Linked DNA regions of Homo sapiens: all the other regions are linked to region 2. A link is a contact called in ENCODE Hi-C or POLR2A ChIA-PET data. All regions are on one chromosome and are shown on one strand. The core of a region is the stretch at or near the end of the contact, and the rest is flanking DNA. Distances in the headings are between cores, read along the strand shown. Region 1 holds the start of EFCAB10 (EF-hand calcium binding domain 10). Region 2 overlaps SRPK2 (SRSF protein kinase 2). Region 3 overlaps SRPK2 (SRSF protein kinase 2). Region 4 overlaps SRPK2 (SRSF protein kinase 2).

Evidence for each region. Hi-C counts contacts between places; a loop is a spot of excess contacts on that map. ChIA-PET counts read pairs that join two places held with the same protein, here RNA polymerase II (POLR2A). Pooled maps may share reads with other maps.
Region 1: a loop to region 2 is called in a pooled map, with 4 times the contacts of the local background. The contact joins the promoter of EFCAB10 here to the enhancer-like site in region 2. A Hi-C loop is called at or near these places in 1 of 168 maps with a recorded cell type or tissue (endothelial cell of umbilical vein), 7 of 37 single-sample maps with no recorded cell type and 8 of 50 pooled maps. POLR2A ChIA-PET finds 5 or more read pairs at or near these places in 5 of 52 experiments (OCI-LY7, activated CD8-positive, alpha-beta memory T cell, activated T-cell and 2 more).
Region 3: a map of sciatic nerve shows a loop between it and region 2 (2.5-fold over the local background). The contact joins two enhancer-like sites. A Hi-C loop is called at or near these places in 4 of 168 maps with a recorded cell type or tissue (aorta, esophagus squamous epithelium, heart left ventricle and 1 more) and 2 of 50 pooled maps. POLR2A ChIA-PET finds 5 or more read pairs at or near these places in 6 of 52 experiments (AG04449, CD4-positive, alpha-beta memory T cell, Panc1 and 3 more).
Region 4: a pooled map shows a loop between it and region 2 (3-fold over the local background). The contact joins two enhancer-like sites. A Hi-C loop is called at or near these places in 7 of 50 pooled maps. POLR2A ChIA-PET finds 5 or more read pairs at or near these places in 5 of 52 experiments (WTC11, activated CD4-positive, alpha-beta T cell, activated T-cell and 2 more).

The regions. Positions count from the first base shown.
Region 1 is chr7:105,580,203-105,582,902 of GRCh38, forward strand. EFCAB10 (EF-hand calcium binding domain 10) reads right to left here and starts at 1,291. Exons shown (of 5, transcript NM_001355526.2): 1 at 1,156-1,291. The coding sequence starts at 1,261. It also overlaps the pseudogene YBX1P2. RefSeq lists enhancers at 683-1,195, 1,196-1,706.
Region 2 is chr7:105,350,838-105,353,537 of GRCh38, forward strand. The region is part of intron 2 of SRPK2 (SRSF protein kinase 2); the gene reads right to left. Among named protein-coding and RNA genes, the nearest start is that of SRPK2, 37 kb to the right of the region's middle. RefSeq lists an enhancer at 1,517-1,596. Within about 2 kb of position 1,439, at least 27 of the 41 ENCODE cell types and tissues checked have a DNase peak (open chromatin) inside an H3K27ac peak, as active enhancers do; they include endothelial cell of umbilical vein, where a contact is called at or near this core.
Region 3 is chr7:105,151,743-105,154,442 of GRCh38, forward strand. All of the region lies in intron 7 of SRPK2 (SRSF protein kinase 2), which reads right to left. Among named protein-coding and RNA genes, the nearest start is that of KMT2E, 140 kb to the left of the region's middle. Within about 2 kb of position 1,354, at least 2 of the 41 ENCODE cell types and tissues checked have a DNase peak (open chromatin) inside an H3K27ac peak, as active enhancers do.
Region 4 is chr7:105,209,591-105,212,290 of GRCh38, forward strand. All of the region lies in intron 2 of SRPK2 (SRSF protein kinase 2), which reads right to left. Among named protein-coding and RNA genes, the nearest start is that of SRPK2, 180 kb to the right of the region's middle. Within about 2 kb of position 1,366, at least 10 of the 41 ENCODE cell types and tissues checked have a DNase peak (open chromatin) inside an H3K27ac peak, as active enhancers do.

The sequences.
Region 1 (2,700 bases), core at 41-2,540, 230 kb after region 2:
TCTATGAACTCCTGAAGTCAAGTGATCTGCCCACCACAGCCTCCCAGAGCGTTGGTATTATAGGCGTGAGTCACCGCCCCCAAGGAGCTTCACGAATAGCTGGGATTACAGGCATGCGCTACCACACCCGGCTAATTTTTTGTATTTGTAGCAGACACGAGGTTTCACCATGTTGGCCAGGCTGGTCTCAAACTCCTGAACTCAAGTGATCCACCCGCTTCGGCCTCCCAAAGTACTGGGATTACAGGCCTGAGCCACTGCTCCTGGCCTATTTTTTATTTTTATTTTTATTTTTGAGATAGGATCTCGCTTTGTCGCCCAGGCTGCAGTGGCGCCATCTCGTGCCCGGCCTTTTTTTTTCTTTCTAATATTTGTTTTAATACTTTAAAACAACTAGCAAGAACTCTGTCTCCTATACATGATATTGGTTGGGTGTTTTTTGGCAAAATTGGAATGTTTGGTATTTCCACTTCCTTACACAGAAGCAAATGGACAATTTTGGCATTTCGGACGCTCCATATGGAGGTCGGCAAATTACAATTCTGCACCCTGGGGAGGACATAAAACCATTTTCACCTAAATATAACTTTTAAATGACACACCACTCCCAAATTACAAAACGATTCAAATTTTGTAGGGGGTTCAGATGTGTAAAAAAAGTCAGGAAAAGCGATCCCCTCTAGAACATCTTCTATCCTACCCTATCAATTGTTTAGTTGCCAGATTAAAAACTTTGGCCGTGCGCGGTGGCTCACGCCTACAATCCCAGCACTTTGAGGCGCCGAGGCGTGCAGATCACCTGAGGTCAGGAGTTCGAGACCAGCCTGACCAACATGACGAAACCCTGTCGCTACTAAAAATACAAAAATTAGCCATGCATGGTGGCGGGCGCCTGTAATCTCAGCCACTCAGGAGGCTGAGGCAGGAGAATCGCCCCTGAGAATCGCCACCAGGAGGTGGAGGTTGTAGTGAAATGAGATCACGCCATTGTACTGCAGCCTGAGGGACTTTTATTGAAGGCCGCAGAGTTAATCAACAGCAGAAGGGCTCACGTGGCTGGGAGGCAGTGGAAAGCGAATGTGTAAGAGGGGGGTTTCGTGTGGGAAGCGAACCCCACATGGAGGTATGGCTGTACCGGGGCATGGGGGCCCTTACCCGGCCGAAAGAAAAGGAGGGCGCTGGTGAGGTAGCTAACCACCTCCTTGATCTGATGCTTTTCCAAATACTCCGCGGCTTGGAGCTCCCTGCTGCTGGTCTCCATCGCTCCGCGTCCCGCTGTTGCTAGGCGACTGCCTGGCGTCTCAGCCGTGCGACTCTGTCTCCCTCTACCCGGCGCGGTCACGTGACACGCCTGACTGCCCTGTGGCTGCGACCCGGACCTGGAATTTCTAGAGCTCACGGTTCAGGGCAAGCCTGGGGCATGTAGCAGGGCAGAGAGGGCAGGTGAGGTGTGGACCAACGTCACTGTCCGCGATCCAGGCTTAGGGCTGGGCCCAGGTGCCTTTTTCCATCTCTCTCTAGCACCTAGCTCGGTACTTGTTGATCCAATGATTAACAAGGCTTGAAGTGCTGGCATCACAACTCAGCATGAACTAATAACAGAAGGAACTTGTGCAATTTTGAGGGTGCCCAGTGGAGAGTTCTTTTTATTATTATTATTTAAGACCTTTATTAACAGGTGCTTGCAGTTTGTTGACTTTTTTGAAAAAATCAAGTTGTAAACTTTTATTACAAATTAAAAATAAAGTGCTTAAAAATCTCATCTTGACCAGATATGAAACAATTTAAAAACCTTTAAAGGCGTATTGAGAAAAACAAGGCTTTTTAAAAAAAACACGTTTGTTATTACCAAAAAGAGACATATTTAGGTAAAAATAATAAAAACCCCATGCTGCATAGATAATGCAGATAGTTCTATTTATCTGGTCAACGGGCAAAAAGCAAGCACTTAAGGTCTTCAGCTCCAATCTTTTGTTCATTTCTTATTGCTGGAATTTCATATTTCTTCTTGTTGGATGACTAAACCGGATGATGGTAGAGATGGTAAGCCGGCATTTACTCAGCCCCGCCCTGCTCAGCCTCGGGAGCAGACGAATTCTCAGCTGGTGGATTGGCTGATTTTGTCTCTTTGCCATCTTGTGATTTAGGGTTTTCTGGGCATCTGCGTTGGTAATTGAAGTTGCTGCGGTACCGACGTTGAGGTGGCTGCTGACCCTGGGTCTCATCTCCTTGATTTTATCTTCTTCATTGCCGTACTCTCTAGGCTGTCTTTGGCAAGGAGGGCCCCTGCGGAATCGTGGTCTATATCCCCGATACATATTCTGCCTCACTGGTCTACCTTGTTCTCCTGCACCCTGGTTGTCAGCACCCTCCATCACTTCTCCCTGCACAGGAGGGCTGGAATACTGTGGTCGACACCCATAGGGTCTCCGCATGTAGTAAGGTGGGAACCTTTGCCTGCGGTAGGGCCGGCATTGTTGGGCCTGGCCTTCGGGAGCATTCTCCGATCCCTCGGTCTTTTCCCCACTCTCACTGTTCTGGTAATTTTGCTGGTAATTGCGTGGAGGACCCCTATGACGTGGATAGCGTCTATAATGGTTACGATCTGCTGCATATTTACCGCCTTGAACTCGAACACCACCAGGATCTGTAACATTTGCTGCCTCCGCACCCTCTTCTCCTTCAACAACATCAAACTCC
Region 2 (2,700 bases), core at 189-2,688:
TAAACATGTTCAGATTACATGGCTATTAAGCCATTACACAGCAGGATTAGGGTAAGAAGCCACGTCTGCCAGCCAACCCTATACTACATTAAAGTTTACAGAGCCTATCTTACGCGCTTTATCTATTTGCTACCACCCTGTGATATGATTTGAATGTTTATCCCATCTGAAACTCACGTTAAAACTTAATCCCCAATGTGGGTATTATGAGGCAGGTCTTTAAGAGGTGACTGTGTCATGACGGTTCTGCCCTCATGAATGGAACCTATTCATGGATTAATGAGTTAACGAATTTTAACGGATTATCCTGGGAGTGCGACTGGTGGCTTTATAAGAGGAAGAGACCTGAGCTAGCACACTCAGCCCCCTAACCATGTGATACTCTAGGCCACCTTGGGACTCTGCAGAGTCCCCACCAGCAAGAAGGTCCTCATTAGATGCACCCCTTGACCTTGGCCTTCCCAGCATGCAGAACTGAAAGAAATAAATTCCTTTTCTTTATAAATTACCCAGTCTTAACCAGGCCCACCCCTGGTTAAGGATGGGCAACAGGCTCACCCCTGTAATCCCAGCACTCTGGGAGGCTGAGGAGGGCGAATCACCTGAGGTCAGGAGTTTGAGACCACCCTAGGTGACAGAGTTACACTCCGTCTCAAAAATAATAATAATAATAATAAATCACCGGCCGGGCGCAGTAGCTCACACCTGTAATCCCAGCACTTTGGGTGGCCGAGGCAGGAGGATCACCTGAGGTCAGGAGTTTAAGACCAGCCTTGCCAAAATGGTGAAACCCCATCTCCACTAAAAATACAAAAAATTAGCTGGGTGTGGTGGCCGGCACCTATAATCCCAGCTACTCGGGAGGCTGAGGCAGCAAAATCGCTTGAACCCGGGGGGCGGAGGCTGCAGTGAGCCAAGATTGTGCCATTGCACTCCAGCCTGGGAGACAAGAACAAGACTCCATCTCAAAAAAAAAAAAAAAGAAGAAGAAGAAGAAGAAGAAATAAATAACCCAGTCTCAGAAATTCAGTTACTGCAACAGTAAACAGACTAAGACACCCTTATAATCCACTGTAAAGCAGGCTGTGCAGTTTGATGATCCCCAGTCTCAGAAATTCAGTTACTGCAACAGTAAACAGACTAAGACACCCTTATAATCCACTGTAAAGCAGGCTGTGCAGTTTGATGATCCTATTTTCCTAGAGAAAATAAGAGATTCAGGAAGGATGAATCATTCCCTCCCTATGGAGCAAGCAGCAGAGCTGGGTCTAGAATCCCCGTCTTTTAACTCTTCACCACTGTTTCTCCTCCTCAATATGCTTAGCTAGTGTGGTGGTTTCAAAAATATGTTCACAAATTACTTAATTTGCATCTCTTCAAAGGGCAGAACCTGAACTCTCCCTTGAGTGTGGGCTGTACCCAGTAACTCCCTTCTAACAAACGTGGCAGAAGTGGCAGTGTGAGGTCTTCTAAGGGTGTGTTATAAAAATGTAACCGCAGCTTCCTCCTTGCTCCCTCTTGATGAAGCCAGCTGACATGTTGTGAGAACATTCAAGAAGAGGTCCACAGAGCAACAGGCAAGGCCTCCTGCCAACAGCCTGGAAGCAGATCCTCCAGCCTCAGCCAAGCCTTCAAAATGACTGCAACCCTGAGCCAGAACCACCCCACTCAACTGCTTCCAAATTCTTAACCCACAGAAACTAAGATGATAAATGTTGCATTAAACCACTATGCTTCACAGTAACTTGTTATGTGGTAATAAATAGCTAATACAACTAGGGGCTGGGTGTGGTGGCTCACGCCAGTAATCCCAGCACTTTGGGAGGCCAAGGTGGGCAGATTACTTGAGGTCAGGGTATCGAGACCAGCCTGGCCAACATAGTGAAACCCAGTCTCTTACTAAAAATACAAAAATTAGCTGGCTGTGGTGGCGCACGCCTGTAATCCCAGCTACTCGGGAGGCTGAGGCAGGAGAATTGCTTGAACCCAGGAGATGGAGGTTGCATGAGCCAAGATTGCACCAGTGCACTCCAGCCTGGGTGACAGAGCGAGACTCTATCTCAAAAGAAAAAAAAAAAAGCTCTTGGCTAGTCATCAGAATTACATGATCCCTCCCTTAATTTCACACAGTAAATGCCAGTACCTCTATTGGTTAACATTCTATTCCACCTTGTGTCACTGCTAGTTGTTTACCTGCCTATCTCTGAGACTAAGTCATAAATCCCTTATTATCTAAGGTTCAATTTTCTCATCAGTAAAATGAAAGGGTTAGATTAAGTAATTGCTAAGGAACTCCCAACTCCAAAGTTCCATAAGGATGACTCTTAATTGAAAAAAGTAAGATAGCACAGTTGTAAGCTTCGACTTGGTAGTTTTAAATCTCAGCTCTACAACCTATCAGCTCTAAACAATGGGCCTGCTGCTGAACATTTCTGTGCCTCAGTTCCTCATCTGTAAAATGAGAATAATAGTGCTGTTAGAATTCTTCCAGGTAATGGTTTTGTTTTTTTGTGTTTTTTTTTGAAACAGTCTCCCTCTGTCACCCAGGCTGGAATGCAGTGGTGCAATCATGGCTCACTGCAGCCTTGACCTCCTGGGCTCAAGCAATCCTCCCATCTCAGCCTCCCAAGTAGCTGGGATTACAGGAGCGTGCCATCCAGCCCAGTTTGTTGTTGTTGTTGTTGTTGTTGTTGTTGTTGT
Region 3 (2,700 bases), core at 104-2,603, 200 kb before region 2:
GGCTGGCACGATGGCTCACACCTGTAATCCCAGCACTTTGGGAGGTCAAGGCAGGTGGATCACCTGAGGTCTGGAGTTCAAGACCAGCCTGGCCAACACGGTGAAACCCCCTCTCTACTAAAAATACAAAAATAAGCCAGGCATGGTGGTGCATGCCTGTAATCGCTGCTACTCAGGAGGTTGAGGCAGGAGAATCACTTGAACCCAGAAAGCGGTGGTTGCAGTGAGCTGAGATCGTGTCACCACACTCCAGTATGGGCAACAGAGTGAGGTTCTGTCTCAAAAAAAAAAAAAAAAAAATTATCTGGGTCTCAGTTGTTTCCATTTCTAATATAAAAGGACTATACTTGATAACCCGTATGGTACATCCCAGCAACAAAACTTTGATTCCATAATTTAATTTTGAACTACTTTTTTCTTTTTTTGAGATGGAGTCTCACTCTATCACCCAGGCTGGAGTGCAGTGGCACGATCTTGGCTCACTGCAACCTCCACCTACTGGGTTCAAGCAATTCTCCTGCCTCAGCCTCCCTAGTAGCTGGGATTACAGGCACATGTCACCATGCCCAGCTACTTTTTGTATTTTAGTAGAGACGGGGTTTTCGCCATGTTGGCCAGGCTGGTCTCAAACTCCTGACCTCAGGTGATCTACACATTTCGGCCTCCCAAAGTGCTAGGATTACAGGCGTGAGCCACCATGCCTGGCCAGAACTACTATTTTTAAATGGTTTTATTTTCAAAAATAACATTTGTCTTTCCAGTGAAGTTTTAAGTAATAATGCACCCCAGAATCAACCAACATTGACGAGAACTCCTACAATTATTTATACAGGATAACTGTGACAATGGGAAAAACAAAAACACAAACCAAAAGGAATCATGTTTCATCCCCATGGATAGATCTCCCCTTGCAAAATCTGACAGAGTTAAGTCTTTACTAATTCTTTCCTCTGTTGCTTTTACTTGTCAAATCACAGTATGTTCATCTTTCTTGCCTAAAAACCTTAATACGGCTGGGCGCGGTGACTCACGCCTGTAATCCCAGCACTTTGGGAGGCCGAAATGGGCGGATCACAAGGTCAGGAGATCCAGACCATCCTGGCCAACATGGTGAAACCCCATCTCTACTAAAAATACAAAAATTAGCTGGGTGTGGTGGTGCATGCCTGTAATCCCAGCTATTCAGGAGTCTGAGGCACAAGAATTGCTTGAACTCAGGAGGCGGAGGTTGCAGTGAGCCGAGATCGCGCCACTGCACTCCAGCCTGGTGACAGAGCAAGATTCCGTCTCAAAAACAAACAAAAAACCTTAATACTTGGTGCTAGCAGCAGGAGGCAGCAGAGATCCTTTGGCTGCCAGGGAAGCTGAGATCAACCTAAGCCCAGACGAGCCAGGGACGTGACTCTCAATCATCCCACTCAGGGAGCCATTTCACACACATGAGGAACAAGTGCCAGGTTTCTCTGGGTAAAGTCAGACTTTGAGTTCAGCAGCAGTGCGGAAAAGAAGGCTAAGTCTAGGGCTGGGAGCTAGAAGCCCCGAGTCCCATTCCAAATTAACTAGCTACAGGTTCAGAGAAAGTTCCTTCTTTTCCTTGAACCTCAAATTCATCTTCAAAATAAGGGGCTTGGTTAAAATGGTCTCAAAGCTTGCTTTCTGTACATCAACATTTGTGTCAGATACCATCTATTACTGGTCTTCGCAACACAAATCTGCTCCTCTCCACCACAACTTGATTGAAATAGGTCCTGTAATCTTGTAGATAAGTCGGGGAACAGTCAAGCATAATGTGGAGACTCCTCTAAAGACTGTCTCCCTGGCCTTGCTCACAGCCCAGAGTGCAAAGCTTCCCCCAAAATTCTGAACTGTAAAAAGAAATAGAATGAGAGCAACTTTCCAAATTATGCTCTGCTACTGGTGATAAGCGGTGGACTTTCTTCCTCCCACACCTGAACAAAGGACACAGAGCAGGGAGACTCTGTCTCCTCCTACTCTGTGGGTAACAGAACCTAATGAAGCACCCAGAGAAACCCACGTGGGCAGCCAGATGGGCTGGCAGAGGAAGGAGGCGACCCCAAGCAGGAGTTCTTCATTGAGAATATTAATTACTTGTGGGCGTGCGGGACACCAGAGGGGTTCTCCGCAAGCCTAGAAGTTTCCTGCTGGAAACACTGAGGGTTCCACTAGATTTCCCTTCCACAGTGAAACACACAAGGCAGGTCCCACCAACTGCCTGTGAAAACCAAGATGTTAAACTCAATGGAGGAGCTTGGAAATACCTGTTAACAATAAAAGAGGACAAGAGCCAGAGACACGCTCAAACCAAAAATCCAGGGGACGGCGTCCTTACCCACATTGTCCTGAAATAGCCTCTGCTCCTTTTTCTTTCATCTCTAACTGGTGAGAATTAATGAGAAAAGCCAGCAGCTGTACTTCTGAATGTCATCAGGAAGAAAGTTAAAGCTGCTGTGCCCAGCACTGGGACTGCACAAAGCAATGGCTCAGGAAAGCAGCTTAGTCCCTTGAAACAGAGCCACCTCACCACATTTCCTGAGTCAAGGGCTCAACATCCTGAGGAGAATTCCAAGTCAATACAGCATCGTGTGCACTACCATGCTGAACAAACCCAGTAATATCAAAATGTTTACCAAATTGACATGAAAGCTTCTGGTCTGAACTTGAACAATACTGGTTCAGTCA
Region 4 (2,700 bases), core at 116-2,615, 140 kb before region 2:
GGGAAGGGGAAAGGAAAAAGGAAAGGGGAAAGAAAAGGGGAAGGGGAAAGGACAATGGAGAAAGGGGAAAGCAAAGGAAAAGGAAAGGAGAAAGAAAAAAGAAAAAGGAAAGAGAAAGGAAAACAAAAGAGCAAAGCAAAGCAAAAGAGAAAAAGAGGGGAGGAGAGAAAAAAGAAAAACACAGCACTTCAGTGATGGGAATGAAATTAATTTAGAAAGCAAAATTCCACTAGCTACTTATATTTTTCACAAAGAACTATATTTATTTTTACACTACAAAGAAAATTCTAATCATTACTCTAAATTTAAAATGTGGTTTAAAAAAACTTAAAAATATTTTTCTTTCAATATCATACTATAATACTAAAATTATCATCATGCTATGTACTTCATACTATATTCTGCATGTACACTTGCTCTGTCAGAAAAGGGAGGAAAAACTCAACAACCGAGGAAACTACAAGTCTCATCTGCTCTAAATTGCCATGGCAACCAGATGAGAGTTCCGATTTCCTCTCAGCTGCTACTGCGTATTTCTTTTCAGCAGAGAAAAGAAAAAATAAACTCTACATTTAGTAGGAAAAATGTCCTCTCCTTTGCTATCAGCTTAGATGGCAACTGACACAATTTAAGAAATACAGTTCAGTTAATTTTTAATCAAACATAAAGAAAAGGAGCTCCAGATGAATTTCTTCAGTTAGTATTTGAGGGACATTCACATAAAGTCAAATTTCATTTTCTTTCCTCCCTATGTCCACCCTATATCTATAACTTTTCTCTCTCCCTTCCTCCCTCCCTCCTTCTTCCTCTCTTGGTAATTACTGTCAGCTTGAGAAATACCCAATTTCTAATTAATAGTAGAATCGGTCAATATAGGTTGAGTATCCCTCATTCAAAATACTTGGGACCAGATAATGTTTCGAACTTCAGATAATTTCATGTATTCCTCTTTAATGAAAGGTTAAGTTCAAAAACTTTGTGTAAATCAAACCTAAATGTGCAATGACCCTCAATGACCCTCATCCATGTTAAATCTCCTGCTTCTCTTGAGTATGGGTAGATCTGTGAGTGTGAGATATTACACCTGTTATCCAATTATCTACACTACATGCCAAAGGGAGATCACACTGGGTGGCCTGACCTAATCACACCAGTCCCTAAAAGCAGAGGGTTTTCTTTGGCTGGTCAAAGAAGTGGAAGCGGAGCGGCGGGCTCCAGCTGCCTGGAAAAAAAGCAGACATCATTTGTGAACTAGGGCCACAGAGAGCAAAGAACTGCCAGTGGCCTCTAGGAGTGACGGTGCTCCCTGCCAACAGCTAGAAGAATAGTAAGATAACAAAGACCTCAGTTCTACGAACTCAAGGAAATGAGTTCTGCCAACAACCAGTGAGCTGGAAAAGAACTCTGAAGCTCAGATGAGAGCTGCAGATCTGGCCAACACCTTGGTTTCAGTCTAGTAAGAATCCAGCCACACTGTGCTGCCCTGATTTCTGTCCTACAAAACTGTGAGTTAATAAACAGGTGTTGTTTTAAGCTGCTAAGGGTGCAGTAATTTGTTACACAGCAAGTGAAAGTGAATACACTGCCAAGTTCCTCAAACTGTACTAGAGTAGATCATGGAGAATTATCAGACTTTGGCCTCAAAAAGATCTGATTTTTTTTTTTTTAAATAATTGAAATGGCCAGGGGACTTAAGCTGGGTAATCCAGAATGGGAAACAGTTCTCTTTTGGGAATAGGAGTATCTTATTCCCTGAATGAGTCCATTCGTGCATTGCTATAAGGAAATACCTGAGACTGGGTAATTTATAAAGAAAAGAGATTTAATTGGCTCACAGTCCTGCAGGCTATACAGGAAGAATGATGCTGGCATCTGCTAAGCTTCCGGGAAGGCCTCAGGAAACTTACAATCATGGTGGAAGGCAAAGGGGGTGCAGGCGCAACACAGTGTGGGAGCAGTAACAGGAGTGAGAGTGAGGGGGGAGGTGCTACACACTTTTAGAACAACCAGATCTCAGGAGAACTCACTGACTACCATGAGAACAGCATCAAAGTGGAAATCTACCCCCATGATCCAATCACCTCCCACCAGGTACCACCTCCAACATTCGGGATTACAATTCAACATTAGATTTGGGCAGGGACATAGATCCAAACTATATCACTCCCCAAGTCCTAATAGCAAACAATTGTAATTCCAAGCCAAATACTACTTACTTATTTCCTAAGACCATACTGTTTTCTAGAACGTAGTACACAGCCAACTCAAAGTTAGTAAGGATGTAAGTAAATCAGACCTGCTTCCCAACTAATCTACATTTTAGAAAAGAAAGGAGTTGGTGTTCTAAAGGTATTGCTGCCTGATCACCTCACTGAGTTCTGAGTTCAGGTTTTTATCATCTATTTCCTGGACTAACTTTTCCTCATTAATTTCCTTGTTTCTTGCTTTTATCCTTCCCATTTTACACATTAATTCCATATATTCTTTGCAAAAAGCAAACCTCTGGTTCTAAAATTGCATTTCAGCACTACATATGTCTTATGCCACTAGTACTATTAATATTTTATAAAACACTTGTGGGATCTGACAGAAAATATTACTACTGAAATGGAGAAAGACTGACAGAAAAGTTAAACCAGTGAGTCCAAATGCATGTAAAATGACATCCACTGATTCTACAACTACCCAGAAGCACACAGA